Regions from separate parts of the Homo sapiens genome. Here region 1 is linked to region 2. Evidence: read pairs that join two places in POLR2A ChIA-PET (ENCODE). Cell type or tissue: PC-3. All regions are shown on one strand. Links, peaks and the distances in the headings refer to the core of each region. The heading gives the core; the rest is flanking DNA. Region 1 overlaps ZSWIM6 (zinc finger SWIM-type containing 6). Region 2 overlaps LINC03122 (long intergenic non-protein coding RNA 3122).

What was found. ChIA-PET counts read pairs that join two places held together with the same protein. Peaks named below come from ENCODE experiments on the same cell type or tissue, not always from the same donor. Only the 100,000 strongest peaks of a DNase experiment are listed, where the experiment ranks them.
Region 1: POLR2A ChIA-PET joins it to region 2 with 8 read pairs; 2 of 35 experiments call an interaction of 5 or more read pairs at or near these places.

The regions. Positions count from the first base shown.
Region 1 is chr5:61,530,293-61,542,904 of GRCh38, reverse strand. It overlaps ZSWIM6 (zinc finger SWIM-type containing 6), which reads right to left. Exons shown (of 14, transcript NM_020928.2): 9 at 11,180-11,440; 10 at 7,286-7,421; 11 at 3,934-4,091; 12 at 3,146-3,309; 13 at 940-1,021. Among named protein-coding and RNA genes, the nearest start is that of LINC03122, 100 kb to the left of the region's middle. In PC-3, for the core only: no CTCF peak of the experiment used is centred there; a DNase peak (open chromatin) is centred at 3,594; H3K27ac peaks cover 2,441 bases.
Region 2 is chr5:61,643,042-61,659,906 of GRCh38, reverse strand. The region is part of intron 1 of LINC03122 (long intergenic non-protein coding RNA 3122); the gene reads right to left. Among named protein-coding and RNA genes, the nearest start is that of LINC03122, 14 kb to the right of the region's middle. In PC-3, for the core only: no CTCF peak of the experiment used is centred there; no DNase peak of the experiment used is centred there.

The sequences.
Region 1 (12,612 bases), core at 1,049-6,048, 110 kb after region 2:
TCACAGACCCAATATCCCTCACTTGTAGGAAAATCCTAAAAGTGAATGATTTGAAGAGAAGGTACTAGGTCTCAGAGAGAAATCAGGTTTATATGTTGGGGCAGGGGCAAAGAAGTTGTGTGGCAGTTCTTAAATTAGTATTATTTTTGTTTTGCTTCACTAAAGCATGACTTTAATGATGTAAAGATAATCTTTATATTGAGACCAGCTTCCCTTTTTCCAAAATAAAAAAACCATTATACGTTAGTGAAAGAAAAATAATAATTTTATAGTATATGCTGTGTCATATCTAAACACTGGGATGGCAGTGTTTTCTCAGCATGAAGTATGTATCCCTTTCTGATGCAAATATGAAAAAAGAACGTTTAACCACTATTTATTTTAAATAGCAACCATTTGTTTCTGTTGGCATTCTTGCTGGGAATGTACAGTTTTCTTCTGAACTGATCTACTGCTGCAGTGGAGAAATAGTTAGCTGAAGGGCCTCACAAAATGGCAGCTTATGGGCAGCCAGGAAATCTTCTTATGGCCAGCTACAATTGCTCACACATCTGGAGGATCACCTAAACCACACCCAGTGGTCATCACTTCTCTGCTGGATACCATGATGTATGCCTTCAGATGATAAAGAAGAAAAACAGTGCAACTAGGTAACTTTATATATATGAACTGAATAAAAACAGTTTACTCACTGACTTATACCATTTTAAATAAGAAGCTGGAGCTTCACAAATGTGACCATTTCAAGTTGAATAATACAAGTATGTATAACTGAAGGTTAGGGGTAAGGGGTCAGGGAGAAGGAAGCCCTTGTGGACTGCTAGAAGGAGCCTTGGAGAAGTCAACATAAAAGAGTGAATATGTTCACATGTCTGTAACTGACAAGTTAAATCCTACCATGAGGCACCTAGGAAAGCTTCTGTTCCAGAGTTTACCTACCGACTTCAGTAGCACACGTTACCAGCCACCTCACCATCTCCCGCCGTCGCCAATTTAAGGTTGACAGTGTCATTCGCATAACCTATAAAAACAGGGTAACAAAATGTTTTAGAAAATTATCCTGAGTCAATGAAAAAAAAGGGGGGGGATAAACTATAAGGCATATAAGGCATACCTACTGTCTACCACCAGGAAGATGAAAGCATAATTTAGAGCAAAGCTCTACATATGAATTTGGATTTGTCCATGGCTACCCCAGGTGGCCTTGCCACAGCCACATTCTCCTCCTGGCAAGAGGCCCATATTCTCCTCCTGGTGGGCCCACTGACTAGATGTGGTATCTGAACCAGTTACTCTATCTTTTCTCATCTGCAAAATCAGAGGGCTGGACTGGAGCATTAAACACAGCCCATGCCCTTTTTCCCTCCCCAGATTTAACATTCCATAGTTCAATTTCTGAGGCTCCTGTGAATTCATTCTAACCAGGAACTCTCAGTGGGGAAAGAGGTATTTTAAAATAATCATTTTAGTTATTCCTTCAATCTCTGATTGCTCTTTTCTGGTGACCATGAAGGTAACTCCAGGTTTATGGGGGAAAAAATCATCCTTGATATCATTAGTGATCTGATTTTGTTTTTCACTTTCTAACAAGAAGTCCCTAAATAAACATATCTCCCTCTTCATAATTCCCCCATTCTTTAAAGATTCAAAATATCCAGGGACGGTCAGGTGCGGTGGCTCATGCCTGTAATCCTGGCAATTTGGGAGGCTGAGGCGGAATGGATCACGAGGTCAGGAGTTTGAGACCAGCCTGGCCAATATGGTGAAACCCCGTCTCTATTAAAAACATAAAAATTAGCCAGGTGTGGTGGCGTGCGCCTGTAGTCCCAGCTACTCAGGGGGCTGAAGTAGAAGAATTGCTTGAACCCAGGAGGCAGAGGTTGCAGTGAGCTGAGATTGTACCCCTGCACTCCAGCCTGGGTGACAGAGTGAGACTCCATCTGAAAAAACAAAACAACAACAACAACAAAAAAAAAAAAAAAAAAAAACCCACAAAATATCCAGGGACATCATATCCCCAGAGGCCCTGTGGGATTCCTTTTTAGGTTCTAGAAATACTCACAAAGGGCCTGTGAGATTCCTTCTTAGGTTCTAGAAAGAATGAGTCAAGGAATAAGCTCTCGTGCATATCCTATTTACCATGAATTCCAAATAACAAGAGAGCTCATGTTAATGGTTCTTTCTGCATCACATCTTTAAGATGAGGCAAATGGTGACAAAAATTAGCCAAATAACAAGAATTAAAAAAAAACAAAAAACTTCTGAACCATCACTATATAGCTTAAAAGCAATCTTCTATACCCTTTGCTTGTACAGTATTCTATGTTACCATGGTAGGTACATTTTCCTGTGATCCTATTATTTAAACATTATTAGTCACTGTAAGGGAGAATCCACAACTAAAACACCAGATTAATTATCCAATCAGGGGATTATACTCCCCATTCTTTAGGTAACTGGGGTATAACAATTTTGTTCACTGCTTTTTAATGGGAAGAAAGCAAATGTTAATAGAGATTCCATGAGAAAAATGAAACAAACTTTTTAGTTCTTGGTTTATCCAGTGATCTGTTCAGAAACTATAAGGAAGCAAACATCTATCTGCATGACGAACTCAAAATGTCCTTGGTATTCTGTTCTGCTGAAATCTAAAACTGGACTCTGGCCCGATCACTCCTCCTTTACCTATTTTTCTCAGAGTTATTAAAAGGAGCTAGAACTGCCCATCTATTATGAAAATGCAAACATCAATAAAAATTTATACTTCCTCTAAAAATTTAACCCTAACAACTGAATCTTCATTATACATGCTAGCTTTATTTAAGTCTCTTATTAGCAATAATTCTTCTCCCTTCATTCAAAGGAGAAACAGTGTCGTTAAGGCTGCAATTCAGAAAATGATTTTTTTTAATTGAAAGACACAAATTAGGCTGCTAAATGTACAGTCCATGCACCTTACATAGCAGTCTGGTTCAGCTGGGAATGACCACGTCTCTGAAATACAGTTCTCTCCTGAAGTCTAACAGATTTGTACTCCAAAGAGTCATTTACCTGCACTCAAAAATCCAATCAAACAAAAACAACCCTAAGAGGTGCCTTTATTTAGCAGTCTTTGATGTCCCAGGAAAGACTACCAGTCATGTACCTGCAGGCCCAGCTCCAGAGACACTTTCAAAAGAGTGATGTCTGGCAAACTGTCCATGAGAGTTGCTATTTTAAATGCATCTTGGGCAAGCTTGAAGATGTGTGATGAGGAGTGAATGTTTTTCTGGATGGATTCTAATACTGTTTCCAGCCTCCGAACATCGCCTGCAATGAACAAGGGAAAACCAAACCAAACCAAATCAAAGCAAAGCAAGACAAACAAATAAACAAAAATCATACAACCATACACACACACAGAGGGGGAAAAAAGAAACAAAACAAAACATAAAGCACAAGTTAATTTACCTAACATGTTCACAGATGGCACAGGTGTTACAACTAGGGCTCCCATAATTACTGCAATGTCTGTGAATCTCGGCTTCACAAAAAAAGATACACTGAGACACACCCTCAATGACTCAAAGCACATATGAACCAGGACCAACATGAGACAGCAACAGCTCTCCTAGTTCCTACTTATGTATTTTTGGTGAATATTTCAGGAAGAAAAAAATGTAACCCAACTTGTAAATCTGCTTCTGAATTTCAACCATTTATATTTTCTTAGCATGGTAACTAACCTGAACTCTGCTGGCAGCAAGTTAATGATGCAGGTAAATGAGGAAAATGCCACCTGTTTTGCCTTAAAAGCTAACATCTAAAGAAAAAGATCCCTTCAACCTATCTGACATTAACACCACTGCTGAGAATTTGATAGAAAACAAGACTTAAAAAAAATAAACAGGCAAACGAATGAAACAATTATGAGGCCTCAGGACAGTACAGTACCTTTGGCTGCAGTTAGCATGGTGGATGCCAGCTCACACTGCTGGGACTCAATGTGGCTTAGAGTGAACCAGCGAGGGTAGCGGTTGGGAACAACTGATGCAATGTGGTGTGGGCGGGTGAGGTCTCCTGATGGAGCAGTAGATTCCAATACTAGTAACCTATAATGAGAAGACAAGGAAGGTGGCCCCTAGTTATTTCTTGACCATGTCCTTGGCCAGAAAGACTGGCCAACAGAAGCCAGAGGAGTGGGTAGATGTTCAGGCCTCTACTCAAGTTCAGCAAGGGCTGGTACAGCTATACTCTGCTGTGTGGGTGCAAAATACCTAGATTTTTTGGACTACTAATTGTTTGCTAATAATAACTGTTCATCACCCAAACCTTGTTAGTTGTTCATCACCCAAACCTAAGAGATTTTCTTTCTTTAGCACCATTCAGAAAATTACAATATTCAAATAAATTAAGATACGCAAACACCGAAGAACTTTTAAACACAGGTCTTGATGTTTACCTACAAATTTTGAATTCTATGACTCAAAAAATAAATCAACAGAAACTGATAGTGAAATGGATATTTAAGACTGAGATCACAGTCAGGAAGCAGTGAGTACTTAAGATGAATAAGCTTAACCTATTTAAACATAAAACAAGAAGGGAAGTAAGACAAAAATTACCTCTTTTCCATCCATTCATACTTTCTGAACAATTAGTTTCTTATGACTCCAGGAATTTGACATTAGACTATGTTCTACCAACCATATTACAGAAGATAAATGTGACCTAAGTGTCTGTCCCTTGACAGTTTTGCATAAATTCAGAGTGATTTCTGATTTTTTATTAAGAATATACTGTCATGGCGAAACCCTGTTTCTACAAAATATAAATCAGTTGGGTGTGGTGGCATGTGCCTGTAATCCCAGCTACTTGGAAGGCTGAGATGGGAGGATCAGCTGAGCCTGGGAGCCATGATTACACCACACCGCACTCCAGCCAGGGCAACAGAGCAAAACCCTGTCTCAAAACAAATAAAAAAAGAATATGCTGATGAAAAAATTTCTAAAAGCAAAGCAAATATTTAGTAATCTCTTCTAAAAGTACCAAAAAGCTTAGTAGAGTACCTAAAGCTGAAATAATTTATTTACAACCATCAAAATGCCGGCCTTCAGTCAAGTACACCAGTGTTAAGAACTATGAAATAAGATAAGAGCTGGAGACCAAGAAGAGTCAGCTGGGTCTGGGAGTGATGCTGGCCTCAAGGCCCCACCCAAGAGCAATTATTGCCTGGTAAGCCAAATGGCTCATTCTCTTCTCCTTTTATTTAGGAACAAAAAGATGTCAGCAGTAGAGAAGGTGGCAAGGTAGGCAGTTAAGTAGTAAGAATAATGGCAGGGTTGCTATTTAGCTTTTTTTTTTTTAACTCAGAATATCCTCGTATTCACAGGCAGGTCTTGCCAGACTTACTGTAGAAGAAACTAATCAACATCCCTGGGAAGATGAGAAAATGAGTGCTGAAGATGACCTTCCTTAGCCTTCCTCTTCCAGAAGGACTAAGAAGCATGCGAGCTACATCTCTCTTTTCCTTCCTGTTCCCTGGGCTGCCTTGCAATACCTGGTGGGGCACATACCTGCCTTCCATGGCAGACCTTTGGCAGGATAGTAGTGGCAGATAGAAGAGAGAAAGTGGAAAAAAAATTCCCCTGTACCCTGCTAGTATTCCCCATTAAGAAACTGCCTTGGCAGCAACCAAGGACAAATATAAATGAGTTTGTGAGTGTTAGAAAAGCAAGCCTTTCTGCCTGGCACATACCATTACATAAGCCAGAACCACACAGAAACTTTATGCTATTTTACCCTTAAACTTTGCCAGTGGTAGTAGCAACAGCATCTGGTGGCACCATAACATTAACATCTTCCCTTTAAAACAAGATTAGAATTCCTAAGATTTGAGTAAGTATAGAGTTGAGCATATGTCTTCATAAGACAGCTTCCATTTCAGCTTCCAAAAATAAAAATAGGAACCCACTTATTTTAAAATCGTGCTCTAAAACATAAACCAAGTGGTATAATGTAATTTGGTGGGGGACTTTTGCTGATGTTTGTTATTGACTTATTTTCTGGTATTTTAAAAATAGAAAAAAGAATACTTAAGAAGATTCTCCAGCAGGTTAGTAAGATTCCATATTGCCAAGGAAAGCATGTCAAATTACAGGATGTCAGCCTTAAAACACACTGACACATAGGTATACACACAGACACATACACACATCCTTATCACTGCATAAAAAAGAGGTGTCCTTATACACATAAGCTACACTCAATACTTTCAGAACAGGGTAACTTTGGGGACACTGGTAATTTATAGGCAAGGATTTGTTTTAGAATCTACTTCTCTGATTACAGACATAGAATCTTTGATGAAAAGCTTCTTGAGATCAAACTGTTAATCAGCACACACAAGCTTTTAGGTCTACAACATGGCTTGTCCTTAGGTGATCTGTACTTTCCATTAGAAGCACAGGAGTGTTTTATTAATTTTTTTAAAGGAAAAAGAAAATGCTGATGTTTTAAGAAAGATGGATGTACCTTTTAGGTCCTTAAAATTTAAAGGTTATTTGTAAGATTAAAATATAATCTTGAACTCATTAAAATATTCACCTTGAACAAATCTGTGATAAAAATAATTATTATGTGAAATAACTTTTAAAAGAAGGTAGAAATAAAAAGGTGGGTGGTAGAGAACAACATATTCTAACTGTTATTGCTGAAAAGGAGAGACCGATGAGGAGATGGAAGCAGTCAGAAGAGAGGCAGGCAGAGCCTGAAGGACCCCGAATAGCGACTCCTTCACTGCTAAATGCACGTCCCACCTTCTCTCAGCCTCCAGTGAATACAGATGTGCCTTGGCAATACAGGGAGTTGCTTTCCTGCACTACTGATGGAATGCGGAATTACAGCAGGTGTGAAGGTCTCCCTCAATTATATTCAAGCCAGTATATTTACTATTTACTACTGCTTCAAAAATCAATTTTTTCAAAACAATTAATCATTTATGAAGGTTTCAACTGTTGCTGTTTTATGATTAAACTTGGCTTGAATTGTGCTTCACGAAAAAGTAGGAAAAAGCCACGGTGTGCTTGAGTCTGATAGCAGCAAGGATAACCCTTCCCTTACTTTAAACAGAAGCAAAACAAGCCAACAAGCAAATCACCTCCACAACAATACAGGAAGCATAAATACATAGTTTCTTTAGCTTTTCTGCTGCCTATAAGAAACATGAAGGAGTAAGTCAGTTAACAGCCATGCTTCCCAGTGGGAATGTGGCCTGCCTCTGCCCAGCTGGGCTGTGAATACATACCGCATTGCTCTCAGTGCAATTTTGTATGCCAATTCAGCATCGTGAGGTAGGAGAGAGGTGAAGAGATACTTGGCAAATGTGTGCATTGGAACGCTCTCCCGATGGATTATTTCACCTAAACCACTATATGGTCCGGCTGTGGGAAGAGAGCATACACATTTTACGTTCCTAAAAAATGAACTAACACTTCTTGTAAAGCATATTGTTAAAATGTCACATAAAGTTATAACATATACAAATAAGAATTTCAAGTAAATGATATAGAAAGGAATATAATCCTTAATCAAAAAAGATTCTTCAGGGTATAGCATCCGTTACAGATTTCACCTCATAAACAAACCCCTAACTGTCCCACAGCTAGATGAAAAACCCAGAACTCAGGGGCAGACAGCATTCACAATACAAGTGCCTCAGAGAAAGGAACCCTCTATAGCGTAAAACCTTGCTGCATTTGAGCAACATCCTCTCTCAATGTGTGGCATCAGAGCATCTTGATTTGTAAATGCACAGATGACACCACAGCTTAACTATGGAAACTACCCCTGGACCTAAGAAGGGTTAGGGACACAAATATGCCAGGTTTCCAGAAAATGGTGCTCTGTATCAGGGGTGAGAGGTGTGGGAGGATTCTGAACCACAGCTCTCTAACTATACACATTGTTGCCTCTAATGAGTGGCAACAGATATTAATTCCTAGAAAGTGATTATTAATAAAAAGAATAGTTACCCATTTCATACGCATCATAGGCAAAAGAAAAAAATTAAAGTAACTGGAAGTTTACTATTCTTTGGGCTCCTGAAAGCCAATTTTAAAAGCAAAATTACACTTAAGCTGTCAAAATTCATTTCTTAGTAAATTCTGACAGGCGTGGTGGCAGAGCTGACTTCCCCTGTGTGCTCCCTGAATGCTGCTTTGAGAACGGCAACATAGACTTTTAAAATAAATTCTGAAAGGAAACCACAGTGGTTAGTTCAACCACTTTGCACTAAGGTACTCTGAGGTTTAGTTACTGTAAAGTTTTTAATAAATTAGTTTCCATGTTACCTTCGGGTAACATCTGTTTCATGATTTCTAGAATTATGAACCATGACACCACTGCTCAGAGGACATGCTATATTTGTTTTCCATGAGAAAAACCAGTGTGGTGAAGAGTTTAGAATGCAAGAAATGCAGTTCAGAAGAAATGGTAAGAGCAGTTACTGAACTGGTGGTTGGTTATGAGCACAATATATTCTAGGTCATTTTAATGGAGGTTATTTTAATTCAGTTGAGTTTTTTGATAGTATTTTTGAATTATTCATTATTTAAGTACTTTAAAATCATACAAATTTTTTCACCTAAACTAACATCTAAATCTCTAATTTTACCAAATCCATTAATCTTTAATTTTAAATGTTTTAGTGATTTGATATTCTTCAAAAGTTCATATAGCATTATGACTGCACCTTTTGTTCATATACCAAGGCTACATTATTTAAGTTATTAACTGTTACAGGCTAAATATGTATTTCTTCCCAAAATTCACATTTGGAAGCCCCCAGCCCCAATGTAATTGTATCCAAAGTTGGGGCCTGCATTAAAGTAAAATGAGGTCATAAGGGTGGGGCCCTGATCCAACAGGATTAGTGTCCTTGTAAGAAGAGACACTAGAGAGCTTGATCTCTCTGTCATGTGAAGACACAGAGAAAAGGTAGCTGTCTTCAAGACAGGAAGAGTGCCCTCATCAGAAGCCAATGATGAGGCTGGCACCATGATTCTAAACTTCCCAGCCTCCAGAACTGTGAGAAATACATTTCTGTTGTTTAAGCCACACAATCTGTGGTATTTTGTTATGGCAGCCCAATCTAACACACTAACTATTTTACTTAAGGACTAATTATAGCAAATCTATAGATTAGCCACAGTCTTCATTTCTCCTTCATTTTCTTTCACTGTTTCCCCTTAAACCACCAAATTACCTTTTTTGTACTATTCAGGAGATCCAGGATACATAATCAATTATTTGCTATGATACCACTCAACAAGTAAAACATTCAGTCAGGTATCCAATAATTATTTGTGGATTAATAATTAGTGTAATTCCTGGACTCTAGTGTACTACTGAATAATGACAACTTGATATTTGGCACCAAGTTTCCCCAGAGGTGCTTGTTCAATATGCTAATTTATCTATCCAATATTGTGGCCAGGAGGGATTAATACTAGCAACAATACTGGGTTACTCCTTCCTCTTTCCAGATATCTGGGCCTGCTAACTAATTTGCCTCTGACATTTGCAAAGAGTATAACTGCACGAAGAACTTGGTGCCCTGGTGTAGTCAATTCAGTCATGGAGTTCTCAATCTTCTAGCATTTACAGTAATGGCCCTGTGGCCTCCCCGCCTTGGACTGCCTCCTGTCCTGCACCTATTCACTCTTTGTGGGCCTTGCAGGGCCAGGAAAGGAGAAGAGGCAGAGATGAGTCAACAATGCTCCTTCTCAGGCACAGTACTCATAAAAATGTTTGACGGGAGGGATGGACGAATCAAGACTAGGGCAAAGTTCAAAAATATTCATGAAAAATGGACATGGAGACATATTTAGGAAGGTAAATACAGATACCACACACTATCAACTTTGAAAATCACAGATCTTCTTTCTAAACTTCAGTATAAGAGAAATCAAAAGTCAGTATAGTCAGTGACAGAAAGCATTTAAAAAATGCTTGTGACTAATGACATTGCTTATAGCATAAGGAATTATATGGGAGAAAACTGAAAGAAAACAGTAACTGAAGAATCAGGATCACTCTTGAAATTTGTCAAGTGTCAAGATGGGCTTTTTATCTTTACAGGGAAAAAAACAGGTTCAGGAGAGTGCTTCAAAAAATTACCACTGGGAATTTTTACCAAAATTAAGCATGCTATTAAGAAGGTTTACCTGAAGAGCATTTTCCCTTTAAAATGCATTTCTAAAACATATAAAAGTAAAGTATGTTTGAAGAAAATGTTTTCTTTTAAGTAGATCTTTTGCTTTGGACAAATAAAAGGGGTGCTGAAAATCTAAATCCCTTCCCTATATGTAGTAGTTCTGAACATAAGATGAATATAACATACTTTATGAGGCTATCAATCACAGAGAATCCCATAATAACACACTAATAACACACATATACTTGAGAGACAGAAGCAATAGTTACACACCACCTAAATTTGCACGAAAGATCACACTACCACATGAATTACATTTACCTTTTCAGAGGGGAAAAAATCTGAAAAATAGTGTCAGCCAAAATTTGTTAGGCCCTTTAAAACTTAACTTTATGAGAAGAAGGAAATTAGACCGTGCCTCAGATTCTATGAAACCTTTTCCTTGATGAATCTGTGCCTAATGAATCCTCTGAAATAACTAGTTGGTGCAGCAGAAATTCACTCGCACAGCCCTCAGTCGTTTGTTAGCGTGTGCGTATGACACATTCAAAACCCAGGTGTCATGTAACCGCCAATAATTTGGAGGAAGGCCAGCCAATTACTGTTTTATTATTTAATTGATCAAGGAAATAGGAACATGCCTGCCAATAATAATGCACTAAATATCAAAATTGCATTTATCTCAGGAACAACACAGTCTGAATGAAATAGGTTCTTTTCAAGGTTTGAGGCATTAAATGCAGCTGTTTTGTAATAGGCTATCATATATAACCACCTAAATCAAATGATACAAATCTAAACATCCATGCTTTTTTATTCAGTGACACTATTTTTTAGACAGCGAACATGTCTTTGATACCCCATGACTATAGCAATCAGGATAACTACCATATTAAATGCATTCAGATAGCACTTTTAACATAAGAAAGATTAGCACCTAAGTCAAATTGGCTAAATAAGTGGAAAACTTCTGTATCAGGCTACCTTCTAATAGGAAGACTGCTTGCTTGCGAAAAATTTTCACCAGTGTGTCATCCAATTCAATTTCCTGAAGCTTAGAAATGAGCTGCTCCTCATTCCGGCAAACTTTCTCTTGTGTGTACAGCCCATCAGGCATGATACGCTGCTGTCCTAGCCCTATCAGGGCTACTTCCACAGCCAGCGTTAAATAGGATTCCCCTTCTTCTAAGAATTTGTGTGCAGGTAGATGCTGGTATTCCAGAGACTTGCACTGTCCCATATTCTCTGCAAAATGCCACAAAAGAAATCAGAGCTCAGAAACTACTTTTGCAGATGATATGATAAGTACAAATATTTATACTTCCCCGTACAAGCAAATGAATTATGGATTAATGCTGAGAAAGCCAGAAAACATGTTTTTTAGGCTAAAGTGCAGTCTTCCAGTATCTTTTTAAAAATGACCATGAATGATTAAATGTTTACGTTTTGGGGGATATAACATTACAAATACTTTTCTCCCTTGAAAATAAATCACCAAAGAAAACTATAAATCTAAGAAAATATGAACTAAGAATACTTAAGAGAAAAACAAAATTTAATTACACAATAGTAAAATTACACGATGACTTGCACTCACCACTTTTTAAATCCTGGCATTCAAAACGTTTCCATAATAAAAACAGTAGGGAACATAACATATATAACCCAATTTCAAGTCCTTTTTATTATCCAAGAGTCATCAGTTATCACAAGAGGAATGATTCTTTGAACATTCTCTTGTCTCCATTAAAGTGCTTCTATTATAAATTATAACAAACTTCAACCATCAAACTCCCAAGGAAAGTGAATTCAGACTCATGCCTTTCACCCTCCTGACAGTGTCTGGGTTACCCACAGTCCATGAAGGCAACTATCACAGGGCAAATTATGAAGGGGCAAGACTTGAGCTCATCCAGCCATGGAAGCAACAAAGGGACATCGTTACTCCCTGCCTTACCTCCACCCACTGCCCTTGGGCAGTCTTTTTAGTCAAGATTCTTAAGTTTCAATGGGCCAAAGTGAAATCTCAAAACACAGCTTTCAAGGAATGTATGATATAAAACAGTTTTAAATGACATTTAATACTCCCCCTTAAAGTAGACTAAAATATTTAAGTGACAAGTCACTTTCAATGCAAAGACAAATTTGAAAAGCACCTAAACTAGATTTTCTAGTTCTAAATGCTAAGATGTACATCTTTATTTTATAACTTTATGCTAAGAAGTAGTCATAAATGTGGATAAATTCGTAGATACAGAATCACTGGTTAGAAGAGAATAAATATTTTTAAGATTCTCGAAACAGGCTGCCAACTATCAACTCTAAGACTTTTCCCAGTTTTGTAGCAGCCTGCGTGAAAGCATGACAGTGCCCATTTTCTTGCTCTCTTGCTAACCAAAGGTGCTGTTAACTACATG
Region 2 (16,865 bases), core at 6,505-11,504:
GGAGGAAACTGAATGAATCAGGTAGCTAAGATTTGGCCTAACGTTGATCTATTTTTGGCCAAAGCCAACCTCCACTAATAGGTCTCTACTAATAGACTTGCAAAGATGGAGCTCTGAATCAATGCTAAACAAGAGTTATAAATCATGAAGACGTTTGCTGTCTTTTTACCTCCCAGGGATGGGAGTGAATGGGAGAGGACTCTGACCATGAAGCGCTCTAATCTAAACTCGGAGAAAATTCTCCCAGCCATTCTTCTGCTCACAGAATTTCCGCGGCACCAGTCTCCCTGCAGCTTTGACAAGTGAGCTATTTTAGTATGAGAACAAGTAGAGTTATTGTTATCTCTGCTCTGAATCAAGGATAAAAAGAAAAGGTGAGCGGGAGAAGGAGGGTGTGAGAGAGAAGAACTGGGGGTGAGGTGCGGAAAAGCAGAAAGGACTTCAGATACCGAAAGAAAAGGAGCCAGGTGCTCTTCCCGGCAAGGAAGTCACCAGCCGGCCGGTTTGTGGATTGAAATCAGCACGTGACCCCTCAGCAACCATAGTAACAGTCCCTCCCTCTGGTCTCACAGGGCTCTGGAGGGGTGAAGACAGCACGATACATGCCAAGGTGCCTTGTCAGTGGTGAAGTGTTGTCTACACAGGGTGGCAGCTCCCTGTTTGACCAGGGAGCTACTGCGCCTTTCCCACAACCCCACCCAAAGACTCAGGACGGCCCAGGCCAGAAGGAAATTTAGACAGTAGACCCTCCGTCAGCAGATACCTTTCCCTGCTCTTCCTACCGGGTCACCTAGACCCTTAACAAGGGTGCTATTTTAGCAAGAAACTGAAAATAAAAAGAGAATCTGCCCTCCGAACATGCTGAACACTTATTTTAGCACACAGCCCCATGGAGGGTCAGCGCTCCACGCATGTTTTAAAGCGTTTGTGCCTATTTATTTTGAGACCGGCAGGGCCTGAGTGAGCCACAGCTTCCTGGATTCTGCTTTGTCAGCAAGGAAGATTTGCTGCCATAGATATGCTGAGCTCCCTCTGGGGCCCCCCTTCTCCTGGAATCTGACTGAGATGAGAAGTTTATCCCAGCACTTAAATGAAGAGACTTCCTCCAGCTCCCACTTCTGCCTCACCCCTCCGCCTACCACTGACAAACAGGCCTGGCTGCAAGGTGTGCGTGTCACCAGGACCTGGCCACCAGAGGGCGACAGAGAGCAATGAGGGTCGAACAGTTTCCCAGAAGGAGCCAAATCCCCTGACACATCTGCTCCCTCCTCCAGCCCAAAAACTGCCAGACTTGCTAGCATTTGCCAGTCCACCGAAACAAACATCTCACCTTCATCGTACAGTTCCTTGGTAAACTCTTATTTTCTTCTTTATCAAGTTTGGATGGAAAACAAAACAATTAATTTTAAGAGCAGCACACAAGAACCTAAACATTATTTATGTCTCTAATTATCTTGTTCTGGTGGGTATTTTAGTCCCTGTCTGGTCAGCACATTAATTATCTTCATAACTACAGCAAAAGTTAAATAATAAGCACCCAAGGCTACAGCACTACTGTAATGTGCAAGCTTAAATGAACTTATAAATTTTATTAATGGATGCTTTATACAACTCCTTATATTATAAATCAAACAAGAAACCTATTTCTGTCTTTTAAGGGTATGGTGAAAAAGCTTTAACATTATTGAGGATAATTTTTATTAAGTTTAAAACTCCCTTTTTCCAGTAATGAGACTGTTATGAGGATAATTTAATCTAGTTTGTCATGAGGCACCCCGGCTTGTTAAATAAGTTAATAAATGACTGTGCATTAATCAAAGTGACAAAGCTATGAAGAGCTGGGGATGGGAGACAATTCTGGTGATAGTATTAATTAGTATTTAATTAGAAACTTAGGGCCCATAAATAAAAAAAAAATCATGGTAGAGACATTTATGCAAATTGCTCAGAGCCTGCAGTGGAGTTAGCTTTGCTTTAAAGAAACATGATTTTTTTTTCTAACATACTGTACACGGCAGCACTGTGGCCACATCACGTGGCTTAAACGAGCTCTTCTTTTGTTTCCAATTTGTTCCAATTACAGGCCTGTAAATTCAAATCATTCTTTTGACTGTCTTGATTGAAATGTAGAGTTTCCACAATTTCTACTGGGAGTTCTGTTTTTTTCTTCTTTTAATAAAAAAGGAGAAGTGTTTTAAAGACATAAAGAAGAGCTTTAGATTCTTTTTCTGCTCTTTTAATTAAGATGTGTGCCACCATTTTCTAAGAACAATTGTGGATTCCATTTGGTACACAAACAATGCCTCCTTTTTCAATCCTGGTGAGCTGTAACTAGGTTTTGTTATGTGATATAATATTGAAGACTGCATAGATTCAACTGCCATCATTTTTATGATAATCATAGCACTTTTAGCTTTTCTCTCAATAATGTACTTGGATAAATGGGCAATTTTTGATGGCCCAAAAAGATAATAACCGTTTGGTTCTGAACGTCACTGCTTTCCTAAGGTACATGTTCCCCCTTTTCAGACTTTATTATTTGTTGCATTTATTCAAGAAAGGTTATCCACAGTAAAACTGCTTTTTCTATTCAACAGTCTATCTCTGTCATGGTTCATTTATGTGTGAGCATGACGGACTGAAGCCCGTATTATCCACAGCTGACAAGTGTCAGGCCGACAGTTCAATCAGCCCTTCCTCGAGATGATGCCCAGGGCCCCGTGTTTGAAGTAGGACAATAAAGCAGGCAACACAATCCGGGCAAACTGATCCGATCCCTGTATGTAAAGGGGATTCTGCTTAATAACACAGTGTGGTTTTTTTCCCTCTCCAAACACATTAGTCCTTAAACAGTGAGTTGGCCCTTAAGAAAATCTGTGACTGACATGAAAATGCTGAAGTTTTAAGGTGGTTGGTTTATCCGTAACCTCATGGGGCTGCTTCTTTGTGCAGACTAGTTTTGTCAAAGTCAGAAAAATAATGTATTCAGTGTCTGATCATTTTTAGGGAGTTATTCGAATGGGATTTTAAGTCAGACATCCTGATGTTGACACAGGGATCATTTTCTTGTCCTTTTGTTTTACATTTGTGGAACAGATCATTTGCATTGGCTAATAAAATTAAATCTCTGAAATGCATACAAAAGTGAGTTCCCTTCAGCAACAATCCTCAATTCCCTCCACCAGCCGAGTAAGCAGAGTTGCTGGGTGTGTTTCTTTATATTGGGTCTCTCTAGAACACAGGCTATAATGCAAACATATCTTCAAAATTAGTGCTCCTTCGGCCTGGGTAACACTTAGACTCAAATGTATATTAAAGTATTTCACTACAGATCCTGACAATCAACAGCAGAGCCAAAGTCGATAAAATGCTAATAACCTGCTGCGGTCTGTTCCTTGGAGGACTGGGGTACTGCTGTTGTGCTCTCTTCCAGCCTTCAAACCATTGCAGGCGACAACGGGCAAGGGAAGGCGGCTCACCCCTTTAGAAGGGGCCAGAGCACTACATGCCTTTCATAAGGAGGAAGCCAAAGACCCTCTTAAAGCATCATAAAACCTTCAAGCCAGAAGGCACAATGCAAAACATCAAACCCAACCTCTTCCATACTTGATGAATGAGGCTCAGAGACATTTTTGTGACTTCCAACGTCAGAGAGCTTGTAAGTAGCAGTGGAAGGAAAAGGTTAACAACAACAACAAAAGAATCCTCTGAATTTTGCTTCTCTTTATATGACTTTACTAGGCTGGGCAAGTTAGTGCAGAAGGGACTGATGAAAAGCAGAATCCAGAAGTCAGAACGTGAGGAATGATGCCGGCAACTACCAAACATGACTTCTGTCAATTTCCTTCTTGCACAATGCTGGAAGTCCTAAGTAACGTATTTTCTGTGAATGTTGGTTTTTCTCCGTCTACCCTGCTCTGTCCGAATCTACCCATTTACTGCATTCTCTCCCCCACTTTGACCCCACAGACCACATCACCCAAACACCCTTGGCTGCTGGCTTCCAACTGTATTAGAGACGAGGGGAGGCACTAATGGCCAGTCAAGTGGGAAGAGAGAAGCTACACTGTGTCCTTGTCCCCTGCTTGGACTCCCCATCTCAGAAGAAGACTGTGTCCCTCCAGCACTCCTGCTTCCACCGAGAGGCTCTTCCTCCAGGGCTCCAACTATCATGGGCCCCAGTCCCTCAGTTTCCTCCCCTTGGCCCTTCATCCTTGGGGATACCAGCTCCCCACTGGTGCTAAACTTGGGGTGCCTCCCATCTCTTGTTTGTCCACCTACCTCTGCCCACACTTCTGAAGTAGCCCCTTCTTTAAAGTCTCCAGCAGAACCATCTCCAGTGAGTTCTGTTTCCTGCTGGGACTCTGATGCATTGAGTGATTTGCATTGCTAACTGATCCTACTTCTAGTCCAGTAGTTCTTAGGATATTCTAAAATCCCACAGAGAATCTGATGAAAGCTATAGGATCTCTTCCCACACACACAAAAAAGTCACTTCTGCACATATGCATAAAATTTCAGACAACTGTGGCATGCTCATAGACACTTAAAGGCTATTTACAAATTTTCTAGGGCATCCATGAAACCCCCAATATCAAACACCCATTTGCTCCATTTGATCATATCACGTCCTTCTCAAAAGCCTCTCCTGATGTCAAATCAACTACCAGAAAGCATGAAACCCAGACTCCTCAGAGCAGCATTTCAGGCTAAATCTGCCAGGGCCCCATTAACAAAAGAGCTGAAGGGGAAATTTAATACAGGGGAGTTGTTGCAAAGGTGGAGAAAGAGGTGAAATGACAAGGGCAATGGTAAGGCAATCCAAAGATCAGCACCAGCAGCAAGCCAGGAATGAGGCCTGAGGGTCAAAGGAAAGAGGTGATGTCACCAAAGCCCAGGAGCCAGGGCTGTCCGGGGGAGCCAAAATCATAACAGGGGTCTCTCGACAGGAGCTGGAGTCCAGAAAAAAGACCCAGCCACAGCTGGTGATGCTGCCAAAGCAGAAAGAGAAGGTGAGGACTCTCAGGGCTTCTTTTCTCCTGCAGCTCTCCAGTCTTCACAGACCACATGACTCAGCAGCTAGCTGAGCAAAAGCCTGCAGGGATGCCTGAGGACCAGGGCAGGGGGAAGGCTGCGATGAGCATAAGATACAACAGGCCAGCCCAGGCATGGTGGCTCACGCCTGTAATCCCACCACTTTGGGAGACCGAGGCAGGTGGATCATCTGAGGTCAGGAGTTCAAGACCAGCCTGACCAAAATGGTGAAACCCCATCTCTACTAAAAATACAAAACTTAGCCAGGCATGGTGGCGGGCGCCTGGAGTCCTAGCTACTCAGGAGGCTGAGACAAGAGAATTGCTTGAACCCAGGAGGCGGAGGTTGCAGTGAGCCAAAATCGCACCACCGCACTCCAACCTGGGTGACAGAGCAAGACTCTGTCTTAAAAAAAAAAAAAAAGGTACAACAGGCCAATGAGTCATACAAAAACCCTTCCTGACCTGGCCTCTCCTGCTCATGCAGCCATGATAGAACCTGGGTTCTCATATCTGTTGTGCACTAACTGTGTGTCAGGCACTGGTTCAAGGAGGAAAGCTGCAGTATTCAGCCCAAGAGTTGCAAGTAAATAAGACCGAGCCTGGTGAATTGCTCAGACAGAAAAGTAGCAAGAGTGGTAAATTAGAGCGGGAGACCACAGAGGCTTGGGGAGGCTGGTGGGACGATGTCAGGGGTTTATTCCAGGGATAGGAAGAGAGAGAAACTTGGAACAGATTAATCAGACTTTAGAAAATGTGATTGACAGATTGGGAAGAAACCAAAAAACCACACCCCTGGGTATTCTGCTCTAGTCTTTAAGGGGCCAGATGTACTGACAGCAGTCGTTGTTCCTTGGAAACCCCTGGGGAGCTTAAAAAAAATCATGATGCCTGGGTCCACCCAGTGGTGTGCTAGAGCCAGTTCTTCCCAGCTCAGAAAAGATGGCTGTTAAATTTTCAGGAATTTTCAGAGCCAATTGTTAAACACAGTCATTATTAAAGATCAAAAGACATAAGCTTATAATTAAATAAGTCATTGAAAATAAAGGTAATAAATACTCAAAACTTATCACTTCATAATAATTTTACTACTCCTATGCTTTTGAGGTTGCTTACCACATCTGAATGGTGGCAACACTATATTAAGACGTGTTGTTATGTATCTCTTCCCAATTCCATGGTCAGTGCCATCACATCGACAGAAATTAGCAAACACTATAAATCAGGGCTTGATTTATCGTATTGTTGATTGTCTACATAAGAGGTTGGCAAATTACAGCCCACAGGTCAAATCTAGCCTGAAGTCTATTTTTGTATGTCCTACAAGTTTGTACAGTTTTAAAGGATTCTTTTTTTGAAGGAGGAGGAGGAAGACATCATTTGTGGTCCACAAAGCATAAAATATTTACTATCTGACCCTTTATTGCAACACTTTGCCAAGCCCTGGTCTATACTTAAGAAAATGTTAATAATGCAAATTAAACTTAATGTACATTGTGTCTGTAACTATTACATTATAAATAGCACAGAAAACTGAGAAAATATTCTCCCAGTGTTGAAAACTATTACCTCATCAGCAAAGAAGTCTCTCATGTGATTAATGAACAAGTAAAATTCCAACATACATCTTCATTGTTTTACTTTCATGTTATCTGTTAATGTAAATGAAAATATCAACCAACATTCATGTTGAAACTACATTCATGGGTCAGTGACTGAATTTGGACAGTAGTCAAGCATTTATTTGTAGACTGATTTTGTCAAATCATGGTTGAATTGCAGCCCTAGGTTAACTACAGACAAAAGAGTTCAGCAAAAATGCAGGAAAGCATTACCTGAGACTCAAGTTGCAGGAGAGCATTCTATAATAAAGAGTATTGTATATTTCATTATTATTTGTAAGTTGTATACCATACATCCTTTTCATCAGTAAAATTATAATAAATTTATCTACATGTATACATGAACACTGGTTTTCCAGAGAGCTGGTTATTAAACTTTTACCAGCACATACTTAGCCTACTCCTAGAGTTCGCTTTAATTGTTCTGGGATGTGACCTTGGCATCAAAGTGCTTAAAACTTCCCCCATGTTACTCCGATATATAGCCAATGCTGAGAATCTCTGGCTTGGGGAAAAGGCAAAAATGCAGGCCATAGAATCCCTTAAGATTTTATTCCCTTTGGTCAGAAAGTCCACTTAAGCCTGCCCATGATGGCCCTGGGAGTGAGAATGAGGTGTGTGTGTGTGTTAAGAGTAGGGGAGGATAGGGGGCTGCCTCAGGAACTGGACACACTTCACAGGGTCAATTATAAATCAGTTGTTTGATTTATAGACACATCTGACCTTTATCCACCCTCTCTGAACAAAATTTTCCTGGAGCAATGTTCTCACAGTCTCCTAGACATGCTGCTATTCTTTCTTTTCCCAGAGTTACTCTCACTCTAACTCCACCAAGGACCACTTTTCCTCTTCTGTTTCTTACCTCAATTTTACCCATCCCTCACACTGCAGCTAGATATCCCATCTTCTATCAGCAATGACAGACCCATTCATGGCCCACTCCAGTTTCGTTCACCCCTTGCTAATGAAACCTTGTTTATTAGGACAGCCCTGTGCCCAAACTAACTATTGTTTCCAGGCCTCCCCTGTAGCCAAGTGAGGCCAGTGGGACACAGTTTTAGCTAACGAGACCTAAGCTGAAGTCTGATGAGGGTTCGGGGCCGAGCATGTGCTTTCCCAATAGACATGTTCAAGGCAGCTTGGTGCAGACTCTGCCCCGCTTCTCTGCAGCAGTCATTTCCAGAGCATGAGGCAACCAGCCCACAAGCAAAGGACGGAAGAGTAGAAAAGCAAAAGGAGCTGGTGTTTTGATATCGTCACTGAGCCACAACCCCAGCCCCTGGTTTCTTGCCATTGGAAGTCTCATTCTGTGAGAAAAATAAATCCCAAATTGTTCAAGCCACTCCTGGTTGGACATTCCGTGGCTGCAACCAGATGCAATCCTAAGAGAAATGCCAGTCCAGCAATCCCACAGTGATTGCCCCGTCTGTAACTCTAAACTCCTACAGATTTGTTCTGTAGCACCTAGAACAGCAATCTCCAATGAGTGAATTGGTCATTCCCCCAGATGTTTCATTATAAATCAGTTGTCTGGTATTTGGGTGTACTTCCCCTCTAAGATTGGACTATTTCAGAAACTCCAGAGCAAAGGTTGATAGTATGTCAACTCTCGGAATAATGAAGGTGATTAGAAACAACATTTATGCAGACGTAGGCTCACATAGCTTTACAAAGAAGTTGGGTCTCTAACAGTGATTGGTAAATAGAGAAGATATGGTAAAGAAGGATTCCCAAGGATTTAACTTTTGTCCATGACTTACTTTTAAGGCAGAAGGAATGTGTGTAGGTACAGCATGAACTCAGTGGGTGCATGTGCTTACATCAGAATGTAAAGGGTGTAGAGCTTGGAAAGGCCACATCTTAATAGTGCATGAGTCAGTGACAAGTGTACACTGAGCTTAGCAGAGCACATTAGCAATAACTATTACATACACGGTTGCATTCTATTTTTGTATCACATTAACGGATATATTATTGGTAATTGTTCTTAATAGAATCACAGAAATGAGAGATGGAAATGCTATACAGTATGATGGAATGCTTTCTTTTACCATTGATCATTATAATAAGCCTGCTCAGTCATTACTTACCAACCATACTACAACTTTGCCAATGAGGCAGACCAAAATGAGGAGATAAACAAAATTGGTTTCCTTGCTAAATGCAAAGCCTAAGTTTTAAGATATTTTGCTGAAGTTTTAAACTGATTGTCAATTAGTCAATGAGCTATGGCAGGCAGTGTATTTCTGTGTAATTAGTGTGTGTCTTAGGGGGGTTATTTGGCATGAGGCTGAGGGCAAAGTAATTTGTATCTCCCAGGAAGTGCAATAATTGCCTCAAGCTGAACTGCTTCGAAAGTGTATTAATTCTATTAGGAAACATTTATGTTATTTTTATATGGCATCCTATATATTCATGAAATGTACTCATAGACCATGAATTATTCATTTTGGAGGCTCTGCCACATGAGTATGGTATCATTGATAACCAGGGAAAAGAGTGGGGTTATTTCTCCCCTTGGAGAAGGCACGCACTGTTGGAAAAGATGCATGTTGGGTTTTGAAATCCATCTCATTAGGAGACCACTGAATCCTAACAGGCAGAAGAGGTAGTTTTCAGAAAGCTAAGTCAAAGGTAACACCATTTGCTTGAAACTAGCTGTTCAGGAAGCCAATAGGCCTTCTGTTTGGGTTTGTTATGCAGTCTGTGTGAGAAGACATGTGAGAGCAGAGAGCTATGGTGATTACAGGCTAGATCTTGGCACATTTGGACAACCGCTTCCCCATCCCTGTTCAGGAGGTTCAGGGCACAACTAAGCCATTCATTCCTTCATTCATTCAACAAGTATTTCCAAATGAATGCTCAGTGTGCTAGTTATCAATTGTTGTGTAACAAATCACCCCAGTTTAGCAGCTTAAAACAGCACGGATTGTCTCACGGCTTCTGTGGGTCAGAAATCACATATGGCTTAGCTGGACCCTCTGTGTTCCGGTCTCTCACAAGGCTGCAGTCTAAGGCCAGCCCAGGTCCTGTGGCCTCCTCTCAAGGCTCCTCTGGGGAAGGATCTGCTTCCAAGTTCTGTGCTAAGGCCTCAATTTCTCAAGGGCTGGTGGACTGAGGCCCGAACTTCCCTGATGGATGTTGACCAGAGGCCAGCCCTGGTTCCTTGCCACAGGGGTCTCTCCAGTACAAAACTTGCTTCATCAAAGTGTGAATGCCAAAGAATGTAGTAGAAAGAGTCTGCTGGCGAGACATAGGTCACTATCTTTTGAAACTTAATTGCAGAAATGACATCCCGTCACCTTTGCAGTCTATTGATTCAAAGCAAATCACTGGATTCAGATGACACAGAAGGAGAGGGGACCACACATGTGCATGAAAACCCAGTGGTGGGATCTTTAGGTCCTTTGTTAGCCTGCCTGCCATGGCCAGCCTCTGCCCTCATAGCTTCCTAGTCTACCAGAGGTTCTGGAGGCTGAAAGAGAATAACAAGAGAGACCTAATGTAGGGTGGGTGAGTAGGGGAAGCCTCTCTGCATAAGTGACATTTAATTTGAAGACTCAATAATGAGGAAAAGTTAGTTAGTACAGAGTTGGGGAAGAGCATGACATGTTTGAGGAACTGAAATGAGATCTGAGTGGCAGGAACAGAGTGCACAGGGGGAAGGTGGGACAAGGTGAGGTTGGAGAGGTAGGCAGGGGCTGGATCGTGCCAGGTTGGAGGTCAGGATGAGAAGTTTAAATTTTATTCTGAGTGCAAGTGGGAAGCCACTGGAGGATTTTAAGCACAGAGTGACATGATCCAATTTACATTTTTAAAAGATCACCCTTGCTGCTGCACAGAGAGTGAATTGGAAGCAGAGAGAGCAGTTAGGAGCCTCTGCTGGCAAAAGGTGGTGATAACCTGCATTCGGAGGTGGTGGGGAGATGGAGCGAGGCGGATGCATATGGGATGAGTTTAGAGTTTAAAAACAACATTCTCAGTGAGAATATGTGTCCATCAAGTTACCAGGTTATTTTACTCCTTCTTCTCTTTGTTCATTTTTTAAGAGAAATAAAGAGAAAGATGAAGAAAGGATCACATAAAGCTGATGGGAAGAGAATAAGGTGGACATAGTAAGACATCTGAGGCTGAAAAGGGAGGAAGTAGCAAGTGCACAGGATGGAGCAGAGCATGGGAAGAGCATGGACCCAGCCCTGTGCCCCTAGGCTGGGTCAGCTCGGGGCTTCCATTTCCTCCTCTGTAAAATATCTGCCTTTCAGGATTAGTAAAAGGATTAAATAAAATAATAACCTCGTACAGATCCTGGAAATTTTTTCCATGGCTCCTTCACTCACTTTTTTTTATTTTTTTTAATTTTACAGACAGGGACTCACTCTGTTGCCCAGGCTGAAATGTAGTGGCAACATCATAGCTCACTATCACCCTGAACTCCTGGACTCAAGGGATCCTCCTGCCTCAGCTTCCCAAGTAGCTAGGACTACAGGCGTGCACCATCATGTCCAGCTAACTTTTTAAAAAAAATCTTTTGGAGAGACAGAGTCTCAGTATGTTGCCCAAGATCTCAAGCTCCGGGGCTCAAGTGATCCTCCTGCCTCCACCTCCCAAAGTGCTGGGATTACAGGTGTGAGCCACCGCACCTGGCTCTTCACTCACTTTGTTCAGATCTCCACTCAGTTGCCACAACCTCCCTGGCTGCTCCAGCTGAAATAGCACAGCCCCATCTCCATCCCTCTCTAATCCCATACCCAACTCCAGTCGGCCTACTTTCCTTTGTTCACTCTGCATTCTCAAGGCCTAGAAGAGTTCCTGGCATGCAGTGGGTACTCAGGAATATGAGCGGAGTGTGGCAGGGCGTTGTCGCTGAACACCAGCATCCTGCATCCTGGGCAGGCTGTCTTCAGTGCGGGTGTTCCAGATAGCTTGGGGAGCCTGCTTAGGACATAGGTGAGTAACAGCCACTCACACAGCTGAGTATAACTTACATAGTACCTTACAACATACAAAGGACTTTGCATGGGCCCCGTGTTTAAATACTGCTAGCCCATCTCTGAGATAGGTAATGTTCTCATTTACAGATGAGGCAACTGCAGAGGAGAATTAACAAACTTCTCCAAAGTCCAGAAACAACAGACACTGGAAAGCAAGCCAGGGTCCTGCCTTATTACAAATGTACTTCCCAACAGGGTGAAAGTGTGTGTTCCTCCTGACTCACCAGCAGATATACTGACCTGTGTCCACCGGGATCCTGCATCCGGTCCTCAGGAGTCACCTCATTCTGCCTGCACACTTCCAGCCCCTGCTCTGAGAGGGAGCTGATATACAGACACTGCGCATGCAATATACCCAAACTGCACCCAACGGGATTGCAGCAAGACAAGCAGCTGGCTGTATGCTTGCCAGTCAACTTCTCCACATTCCATGGCTTCCTCTTTCCTTCAGAACTCACTTGTGCCTCACTGTACTTCTTAGTTTAATTTAATCCTATAGACTCCTGGCCTGAACACTCTTTATTATTTATAAAAATAAATAAAACACCTTTGCTTTGGCGCTCATGCATTCGTCAAAAAAGTATTGAGTGTCTGCTTGGTGGCAAGTGGAACTGGTCAACCAGACAGACACAGTCTCTACCCTCAGGGAGTTCATATCTAGAAGCAAAAGCAGACTTTAGGTACCAATTATTATTTAGTTAACATTGTGGTTGATGCTATAAAGCATAAGTTCAAGTTGACATGAAAGCTTAAAAGAAGATATTGTCTGTGACCTTGTCTTGGCAGTCCAGGAGGCTTTCTTGAGGAAGAGTCACTTAAACTAGTCTGCAAGGTAGCTAGAGATAGATAAGAAAGTTGAAGAACATCCTAGGCACAGAGAGCAGTATATAAGAGAGCCCTGAGACCTGAAAGAATGTCTAGATACCACAAAAGCAAAATAAAAAACAAATGAACAAACAGAGTAAGCGCAAAGAGGCCTGGCATCAGAAGGAGCTGGAGAAGTTGCTGGCATCCAGGAGGGGCCAGACCCTACCTTACCTACTTCTTGCTCTTCTCCAGAATACACAAGCATGACAAAGCCACAACCTTGGGCTCACTTGAGAGTTTTAACAGAAACATCACTGGCACTAATTTGCACCTAGAAAAATATATTCTTCCCTCTCAGGCAGCATCTTGATCATGTCTTGCCTTGGGAAAGTGTGTAACTTCTATCTTCTTTGTGATGCAGCATGGCTTCCAGCCACTTGTGTCCACTCAGCAGTTGCAGATTTGCAAAGTCGGCTTAGTGGAAGCAATCTGGTTGTGTCTCCTTCCCAGGGAAATGCACCTTCTGCTAACAGCAGTGGGCTCTGATGCATGTGCTTCCAGAAGCTTCCACCTACAGTTGCTCTTCTTCCTCAGTTCCTCTAGGTTGCTGGTTCTCAGGGGTGGGGCACTGTGGAAACTTGAGGGCATATTTTTGGTTGTTCCAATGATTGGGAAGCACTGGTGCATTTATTGGGCAGGGGCAGAGCTGTAGACATTCTGCAATGCCTCATAGAGGTGGTCCCAACCAAGAATTGTTCAATGTCCTACATGACTTTGAAGTCCCACCTGACATACGTATAGGTGAAAAATCTATTTATATTTTTCTCAGACTATGTTTTGCATATAAACACAAAATATTTTTTTGCACAATTCAATATATACTGAATTATCCAATCATGAAACTACAGTGAAAATTGGGGAAATATTTACCTTGTTTTGTTTAAAATCTTCCCCAGGGTTAGTCACCATTTCCAAAAGTCACATCATGGTATCTGAGTCACCAATAGGACACACCTGAATAAAGCTGTCTTTGAAACTCTTACATTCATAATGATGATATATATATGTCTTATTTTATACATGCCAACTCTAAATAAAATGTCATCAATATTTGATTAAATGTTGTTTTACTTCTCCTAAATCCAAGTGCTTCACTATCAGAAGAGGAAAGCTTTGAGGGCTTCTTCATGAGCCCTAGTTCCCTGCTACTACAGGAGAGGTCCAGAGACTGGTAGCATCTGCATTGACTGGGATCTTGTTAGAAACAAGAATCTCAGGCACCACACAGATCCACTGAATATGAATCTGCATTTTAATAAGATCTCCAAATGAGTCATATGTACTTAAAATTTTGAGAAGCTCTCTTCTAGTTTCCACAGTCCTGAGCATTGAAAAAAGTATTCTTTGATTATAATTTACTCTCCTTTTACTTCTCCTCTTTATTACAGTTAGGACATTACATTAAATTTTTAAATTATATGTAAAGTTGGGTTAGATTATCAATGAATTTTATCTAAAGAAAGTGATGGAAGTTACAAAATCTATTTTAGTGAAAGAGAGTGCTGGGTCTGATAGGGCTGAGGATGCTGCTCCAGGATCGCTTGAATTCAATAGCTGGGTGTGAGGAACTGCAGAGCTTCTAAACAAGAATAGAATACCAGAGTCAAATTTCTCTGGACTTGGCCATTTATAAACCCTGATGACCCCTACATCTATATTTCCAGCTATGAAATAACATGTCTTGCTCTCAGAGCACACTAGATATATCCCTGCTTTCTAAATAAACATTGGCACAGATTAAGTGTCCTGCTACCTCCTACGGGGTCAGGCTGCACTCACTTAATTATTCCGGAAATGTTTGTTGAACCCCTTCTACATGCAACGCAACATCACAGTGATGTTAGTCATATAAAGACAAAGCCCACCTTTGTGGAGCATAGGACAGTCTAGAGGAGAGCCAAGATGCTCACAAACAAGTGGATAAAGAGTTAGAAAGTGGTAAGTGTCCTGAGAGAGGTACAGGTAATATGAGTCACATGAGAATGTGAAAGGGACAGAGATTACTTAGAGACCATGGAAAGGTCACCTAAAGTCAACTGAGCCTTCTGGGACTTCCAGGAAACCCATAGCTTCCCTCAGCAGCTCTCTGGCTCCCCAAGCAGCTATTTAAACCTTTTCTGCTCTCCTGAAACCTAGGTTGCTACCTCTGCCCCGTCAACCTCATCAGCTGACCTTGTTCCCTTATTCTCAAAGTAAACTAAATCACCTGGTGGGAACCCCTTCCGAGTCTCATCACTACCTTCCTGCATCCTCACTGGCCCTGTTTCCCTCCCTCCTGTCGCTGTGACAGGGCTCTCCCTACTCCTGGGTAAGGCTCCTTTGCATCCCATCCCTCCTTTCTACCACCTCTTCAGATACCTCTCTAATGTGTGTATCATTCTCTCCCTCCCCTGTAGGGTCAACATTTCCATCTCTACTGGATCCTCCATATTAACTTTTAAACCATTTTAGCGTCTCACAATATTATTAGTATTATTTTGAGACAGAGTCGCACTCTGTCACCTAGGCTGGAGTACAGAGGTGCGATCTTGGCTCACTGAACCTCTGCCTCCTGGGTTCAAATGATTCTCCTCCTCGTCCTCCCGAGTAGCTGGGATTACAGGTGTGAGCCACCACACCCAGCTAATTTTTGTATTTTCAGTAAAGATGGGGTTTCACCATATTGGCCAGGCTGGTCTCGAACTCCTGACCTTAGGTGATCCACCCACCTCAGCCTTCCAAAGTGCTGGGATTACAGGCGTGAGCCACCATACCCAGACTTAGTGTCTCACAATATTATTTTTTAACCATCACCCAAACCCACCTTCCACTCAAGCTTCTGGCCTCTCCTCTCCTGCACAACCAAACGTTCAAAAATACAATGTGTCTGCACCCTTTATCTCCACATCTCCAACTGCAACACACTCTTCAACCCACTGCAACCAACTTCTGACCTCATCACTCCACAGAAGCCCCTGCCACCCGTATCACCATCCACCTGCTTGTTACTAAAACCAATAAACTCTTCTCCATCCTCATCTCACACGAACTTGCAGCATCATTTGACACTGTCAGCCTGTCCCTTGAGAAAGCTTCTTCCCTTGGTTTCCATGACACCGAACCCTGTCTATCCTCCCTACCTCTGACCTTTCTCTCCTTCTCAGTCTTCTCTATGGGTTACTCATCTCTGAAACCTGGTGTACCTTGGGGTTCAGTCCAAGGCCTTCCTCTCAATAAACACACTCTCTGGACCTGGCCACTTATCTCCTTTAAGGACTCCTATATCTATCACTCAAGCCCAGTTTTCTCTCTTGGGCAGACTTTTAGACAACTCTATTTGTATGTTCCAAAAGTACCTAAAACTCATAATATTCAAAACTAAATTAATTCATCATCTCCCTCCCCACCTGATCGTCATCCCTTGACCTCCATATCAGTGAATGGCAACAGGGTTCACTCATTTGCCCAGGCTAGAAACTGGGACATCATCCTTGCCTCTCCCCATATCTCCATACCAAATAAGTCACCCTTAATCATGCCTTACCCTGCAGCAAGTCATCTCACATGCCAGCATGATCCCTTCACCTCCCTGCTTAAAACCTACCCACAGCACCCTCGTTGCCCTCAGGATAAAGCCCAACCACAGTGAATTTCTTCTAGCACTCTACTTCCTTTTCATTCATCCTCCAACCTCAGACTACCTTGTTCTTTCTAAAGTATCAATCTGGTCAAGTAACCCTTGCCCACTTGCTTCCAGAAGCTCTGGTGGATCCCATTGCCAACAGGGCTGAACCAAACATCTTAGTGTATTAGGTTCTGTTAGAAGAAATATTAAGCATTCAGCATGGCTGGAATATTGCTCAGCATGTCTGTGGCACAGTGTCCTTCAGGAGTGGAAGAGAAGAGAAGAGAGGTGCATGCAGCCAGGTCAGTGTATTGGGTCATTCTTGTATTGCTATAAAGAATTACTTGAGGCTGGGTAAATTATAAAGAAAAGAGGTTTAATTGGCTCACAGTTACGCAGACAGCATAAGAAGAGTGGTGCCAGCATCTGCTTCTGATGAGCTTCTGGTGAGGGCCTCAGGAAACTTACAATCATGGCAGAAGGTGAAGGGGGAGCAGGTGTGTCGCATGAAGAGAGCAGGAGCAAGAGAGAGAAGAGGGAGACGTCACACACTTTTAAACAAGCAAATCTCATGAGAACTCACTATTGCAAGGACTGCACCAAGCCATCCATGAGGGGTCTGCTCCCATGATCCCATTACCTCCCACCAGGCCCCACCTCCAACACAGGGGGTCATATTTCAACATGAGATTTGGAAGGGACAAATGTCCAAACTGTATCATTCAGGAAAGGCCTTGTCTGCAAAAAT